Linked DNA regions of Mus musculus: region 2 is linked to region 1. Evidence: chromatin loops called from intact Hi-C (ENCODE). Cell type or tissue: heart. All regions are shown on one strand. Links, peaks and the distances in the headings refer to the core of each region. The heading gives the core; the rest is flanking DNA. Region 1 holds the start of n-TVtac3 (a tRNA gene). Region 2 holds the start of Pdha1 (pyruvate dehydrogenase E1 alpha 1).

Region 1 (2,908 bases), core at 135-2,634:
GGATGTTATTTCTAACCAGTATCATATCTCCATTATTCTGCCAGCCTCAGAGGAAGATGCTAGGAAAAAGAACAACTACCACCCTAGGTCACCTCCTCTAGGATGGTTAAAGATGCCCCCAAATGGTTTTTAGTACGTTTTCGAGCTTGAGGGTGGTGAGCAGTCCTAAGGATGGTGATAAAGACCCATCCAGAAGCCCCAGGGAAGGCAAACTAACACAATAAAAAGAGAGAAACCCACCTGAGAGCCTTTGGTAACAGAAAGTCCTCACAGCCTTGCCTTCCTTGAAGCAGGGTCAAGCCGCTGGGTGTAAGGCTCTGTGGCCACCGTTTGAATTCTTCATAGCCTACCAAACCAAACACAGGACAATCACTTTCATTCCGCACCAGGCCTCTCAAGTTAAGTGACAAAGCTGGTGCTATTTCCTCTGTGACAACCAGGAAGAGCTGACCTGTATACAACCACTACTTAGTCTAGCCCTAGACCATAGTAAAAGAAGATATTGCATTAACATGACACGGGGTTTCTACCTGCCACAGACCCTTTATGTTCTTGGATGAAAGATATACATAGCCTCATGTTTTTAACTATGTCAGGAGAGGAGAAAGGAGAGCCGCCATAGGTTAACTAAGCCATAAAAACATGATCAGATAGGCTGGCCAATTGGAGCCAAGAACAGCATAGATGAAACATAGTAAACAATAAGCAATAATTCGTTATTATTCGTTATTATCGGTGTTATCGATAAGGAAATAGATTCTAACAACATGAAGGGTAGGCAGTTGCCCAGCTATTGTGCTGCCTAAGGCATATTTAAAAAATACAAGGCTGTGTGTGTGTGTGTGTGTGTGTGTGTGTGTGTGTTTCATCCGAGAACATAAATGGTCTAAGGCGGAAAAAAAAACACGCCTAGATTATTTAAATTTTTTTTTTTTACTACACTAGATAAATGGGACAGAAGGAAAAGCCCTGAGAATTTTATCCCCTTGGTGACTTCAGGGAGGGAACAATGTTGGGAAAGGCGAGAGGAGAGTGAGAGGGCTGCAGCCTTGGACCATTTCCAACCCTGCCAAAGCAGATGCCCTCATACCTTCTGCCAGAGTAAGGCAGTCCAGTCCCTGTAAGTGTGGGAAGGAAGGCACAGCTGAGGGATGTGCCAGAGGCAGCGGTTAAACTGTAACCGGCCTGGGGTAAACTCTAACGGCCTGGCCGCTGCTGGGGGAAAGTTTGGAGTCACGAACTTAGAGGGACCCGGGCACCGGCTCAACCACGGCTTCGGGTAGAGTACCTGAAGAACTCCTGAACCCCGGCTCAAAATTCAGCTTTAAACTCCCCGCCTCTGAGAAGGGGCGGGGCCACGGCAGAGGGCAGGATTTCCCGCGGAGACGCTGAGTCTGTTGCGCACTCTCAAAAGGCCGAATAGTCATACCACCCTTCGTGGTGGTTCCATAGTGTAGCGGTTATCACGTCTGCTTTACACGCAGAAGGTCCTGGGTTCGAGCCCCAGTGGAACCATAGCTGCAAAGCCAGCTGACATTTTTTCCCCAAAAGTATCTTAGATAAAAAACCGGAAAACTTTTATTTTTTGTTTTTTCTACCTACATTTTTCCCTAACATCTTTATATCTCAGAGACGAAACCACAGACACCTCGTCTCCACCAAGGTCCCAGCCGTTGTCACCAGAACTCCCAGAGTGGAAGCAGAGCGATTCAGAGCCTTAGCCGCTGTTTACCCCACTTCGAGAAGCTCCACTATACTTTACCAGGAGCGGCCCGCAGCAGCCCCTTCGAGGACAAGCTGATCCCCTGAACTTCCCACGAAAGTACGTCAACGTAGCCATGCTTTAACTGAAGCTGCCGTTTTAAAAAGTTGATTGTGATTAAAGATTAAAAACACCTTATTCAACTCTTTAATATCTTATTCGACTCTAAAATGCAGAACAAGAACAAAAGCATAGTTCTTTTCCTTTCAGTGTAGTTGGAGGGTTAATGAAGGAAGAATTTATATATAGTTTAGAATACATGGCGTGCTTTTAAATTTATTAATTAAATGTAGTCCTTGACAATTTCATACTTGTATATAGTTCATCCCCGATTACTCTCGCTCCCTACTCATGCCAGGCTTTACAAACACATCCAGTACGTGCTGGCTGATAACTAAATGTTTCTCTAGTTCGTTTTAGTTGTTGTTCACATTATTACAATTTTGTTCAGGGAAGAGAATTTCTTGGGAGGAGGAGTGAAGAGATGTATTTATCTTTCACAAGAAGAATGAGCAAAAGGTTTTGGGGGGGTCCTCAGGGTCAAGGGTGAGATGGTGGGAACAGAGAACTAACCGGGGAATGAGAAACTAGATTTTTTTTTCTTGGTTTGGAATGAAAAACTAATTTATTTTTCTTGGCTTCTTCCCCGACCCCAGCCCTCTCCCCCCACCTCCACTGACACCTCCACCCCCGTTTTGCTTATGCAGCATATAAATATACATCATTTGTAACTAAAAAAAATACAAATAAAATGTGATTTTTCCTATTAACAATCAATTTACTCTTTTTAAAACTTCAGCTATCCAAATGCACAGTTCGGTACTGTAAATACACTCATGTTGCTGTGGACACATTTCCAGATTTTTTTTCTTGCAAAACTGAAACTCGACGTCCAATGACCCCATTCATCCCATCAACTTTATTTTTAATGTCCATGTAATGATAGCAGAGTATGCCAGACATTGACATAAGTACTTTTTTTTTAAATGAAGGGAATCAAATGTGAGACACACACACTCTATCTCAAAGCAAGTTTCTCCATCTTGAGCTACACCTCTAGACTTACTATGTGTTTTGCAGTACCATGCCATTTCAATCTCAACAAAATTCTATGAAGTAAACATGATTATCATTGTTTTACAGTCA
Region 2 (2,908 bases), core at 122-2,621, 630 kb before region 1:
TATGTTCCACCACAACAAAAAGTGAGAAAAAAACTGGGTACTTCCTATGGTGAATTCGACTCTAGAATCTATTTCTTTTTCCCTGCTGTAAGGTGAATTTAAAGGAAACGGTAAACGGCTGTCAGACAAAGCGATACAACACCTAAGGTTAGCTTCTAGTGTCGAAGGAAGATTTAAAAGTGTTCCCAGCTTCCTAGTACCCTCTTATACTCCAAAAGAGGAGCACATGTCTTCAAAGCAGAAGGTATGATTTTTATTGATTTCGGACTCTAATGCAACTTATAGAAACTTTGATTCTAGTCAGAGCTGTTTATTTTTTCTTTCCACTGAGAACAAAGCTTCTTTTCGTTTTCAATTTTATTTCATGCCCAGCCCCCAAGCTATAAACAAATTTCCCTTCAACTAACAATTTCTGCACACAAGAAACTTGTTCAAACAAACTGAAAATCAATGATGCACTTTTAACACGCGTGAAGATCGTGGCCGAATTCAGGACACATACTAAGAGCTCAATAAATGTTGGCTATGTCGTAGAAATGTGCTTTGCTGCCGGTTCAGATTCAAATGGTGGTTTTCCATTCCTTGATGCAATTCCTAGAGAAGGACATTTCGACCTTTCTACAACCTCCCCACACTGAGCAGAATTGCATCAAATCCTAAAGAAATCAACAGAACCAGAATTACAAGTCAAAGCCTGATGACAGTTACACCAAGAGAAGGCAACCTCTGTGTGGCTAGAGGTCAAAATGCTAAAAGCTTAGGTATTAGACAGCTCTTAAAGCCGGGCCATAAGTCTTAACCTCTAATCCCAACTCTCCGAAAACCATTGCTGTTTTCTTTCGCTACTTTGAACTCTAAGCCTCTGTGTGTTTAAGGGTAAAGGCGGCTTCCTCTGGGTTATGCTCGATTGCTCGAAAATTGACTGCCAAGAAAAAGTTCAGAGGAGCAGGGAGTGGAGGAAGTTTGTTTTCCGTGAACCTGACCTCCCTGAACCTTCCTCAGAACAGAACACAGGTGATCCACAAATGCTCACGCAGCTGGACACCGGCCCTTGGCAGGTGCCAGGCAGAAGGGTTGGCATTCGTGCCACTGACCAACTCAAGATAACCACCCCCCCAGAAGGTAGCGTCCTCAGAATCTCCATTATGGAGATGAGAGAACTAGGCCCTCAGACGAGTTTTTACATATCCTGCTTCTTGATGGTTCCTGGTGCCAAGGCTAGTAAACGAAGAAGTCGGAGTGCGCACGGAACCTGACTCCCGGGACTGGGAGCTCTTTATTTCGTCTTACGTGGCCTCATAGCCAAGAGCAATGACATGAAGGAGAGTGGAAGTCAGCGGAGTCCAGAGAGGCTGGAGCAAGCCCAAGCTCCGCCTCCCAGTGTCCCGTAAGGGACGAGCAGTTGTGGGGCGCTGCAGGGGAGCTGGCGTGAAGCTCCGCTGGGGGCGATCGGGGGAAGCACAGCGGACCGGGCCCGTTCTCAAGCCGCTCTTCCCCCGGCCAGTGGCGACACGGACTGCGCGGAAAGCCCACCCAAGTCCCGCAGCTCGTCCCCAGCCCCCAGCCGTGCGCTCCAGGGGGGCCCGGTCCGCCCTCTTCCTGCCCCGCCTCAGGCCGGCTCCAGCCCCACCCCGGCCTCCCGGGATCAGGCGACCTCACCGGCTTCTGCGCAGAGCCTGCCAACACGCGGGATACAGCGGCAAGCATCTTCCTCATGGAGCGCAGCAGACTCACGCGGCGGCCGCGGCACCCAGGCACTCAAAAGGAGTGGTGCGGGCGTCCCCAAGTCTCCTTGAGGCGCCCGGAGCCGAAGCCACGCCCAAAACGCAGTGACGGAGTCGCGACGGCATCACACGCCGCGCTAGTCTGCAGGCCAACCAGAATGGTTGCTGGCGATGGCTACGCCCTTCTGAGGAGGAACATGTGGCCGTCCATTAATTAACTAAAAAATGAGGTGGGGCTGTGGCTGGAGGGTGAAGAGGCCGGTGTCCCAGGGCGCCTGCGTGGGAAAGTGGGGGGCCCCGGGGCGTGGGGAAGAGGCCTCTCCTTCCTTTTGCCCTGAGTACCACAGACCAGCGAAGAAGTGGTGAAAGCGGGTCCTGCCCTTTGCCCAGTCGGGCCTGTGGTACAGCTTTGGCAGGCAGCCTTGTTCCATTACACAGAGAAGCCATGGTGCCAGGGCAAGAAAGACAGATCATCTGGTTTCTAGAAATGGTCCTGCCACTAATTTGTCTTTAAAAGGTCACATATTCCTTGCAAAGTGTTGCCCTGGTTGACTTGGGTGAGATTTAACAGTTAAATGCTGGATGTTGCTGGGTGTGGTGGCACATGCCTGTCATTCCTTCCTTAGGGAGTCTGAAGTCAGATGATAGCCAGAGTTGGAGGTCAGGCTGTCTGTTCAGTTCAAGACAAGCTTGGACTACTTAGCGAGGCTATCTAAAAAAAAAATCAAAATAAGTAAATGAAAGCAAATATTAATCGTTGACCATAGACATCCAAGAGTTTAGCTTTAGCGTTTATTCTTTGATTTTTTGTTAGCTTGCTTCTTTTCATGGGGGACTCAGTTATAGACAAGCAGTTTGTCTGTCCTTTATGCTTGGGAAAAGGCAGAATCCTGTATCTCCTGTGTTGTTGTTACCCAAACACTATTAAGATTAGGACACGAGACTTTATGAGAACACGGGAAACGTGCAGATGATGATTTCTCAAAGTTCAAACTGTTGCCTGGATCGGTCAGCTTCACATTATCACTGGGTCAGAGAAACAGAGGCTGACTTTTCCATTCAAATGTCCAGCATGGATTGGCCAGGTAGCATTTCTAGGAGGTCACTTGGGAACCCAGGATAAAAAGTCCTCTAATATTTGCATTTATGATCTCCATGGATGAAGGATGAAATGAGTGCTGTAG

Evidence for each region. Hi-C counts contacts between places; a loop is a spot of excess contacts. Peaks named below come from ENCODE experiments on the same cell type or tissue, not always from the same donor. Only the 100,000 strongest peaks of a DNase experiment are listed, where the experiment ranks them.
Region 2: a loop joins it to region 1, with 7 times the contacts of the local background. A loop is called at or near these places in 3 of 42 quality-filtered maps.

Annotation. Positions count from the first base shown.
Region 1 is chrX:160,764,668-160,767,575 of GRCm38, forward strand. n-TVtac3 (a tRNA gene) reads left to right here and starts at 1,443; the gene lies at 1,443-1,515. It also overlaps a transcript of Rs1 not described here. In heart, for the core only: no CTCF peak of the experiment used is centred there; a DNase peak (open chromatin) is centred at 1,414; H3K4me3 peaks cover 1,366 bases; H3K27ac peaks cover 436 bases.
Region 2 is chrX:160,136,597-160,139,504 of GRCm38, forward strand. Pdha1 (pyruvate dehydrogenase E1 alpha 1) reads right to left here and starts at 1,834. Exons shown (of 11, transcript NM_008810.3): 1 at 1,660-1,834. The coding sequence starts at 1,716. It overlaps Gm39547 (a long non-coding RNA gene), which reads right to left and starts at 1,651. Exons shown (of 2, transcript XR_878293.1): 1 at 1,185-1,651. In heart, for the core only: a CTCF peak has its summit at 1,418; DNase peaks (open chromatin) are centred at 1,375 and 1,845; H3K4me3 peaks cover 2,260 bases; H3K27ac peaks cover 1,986 bases.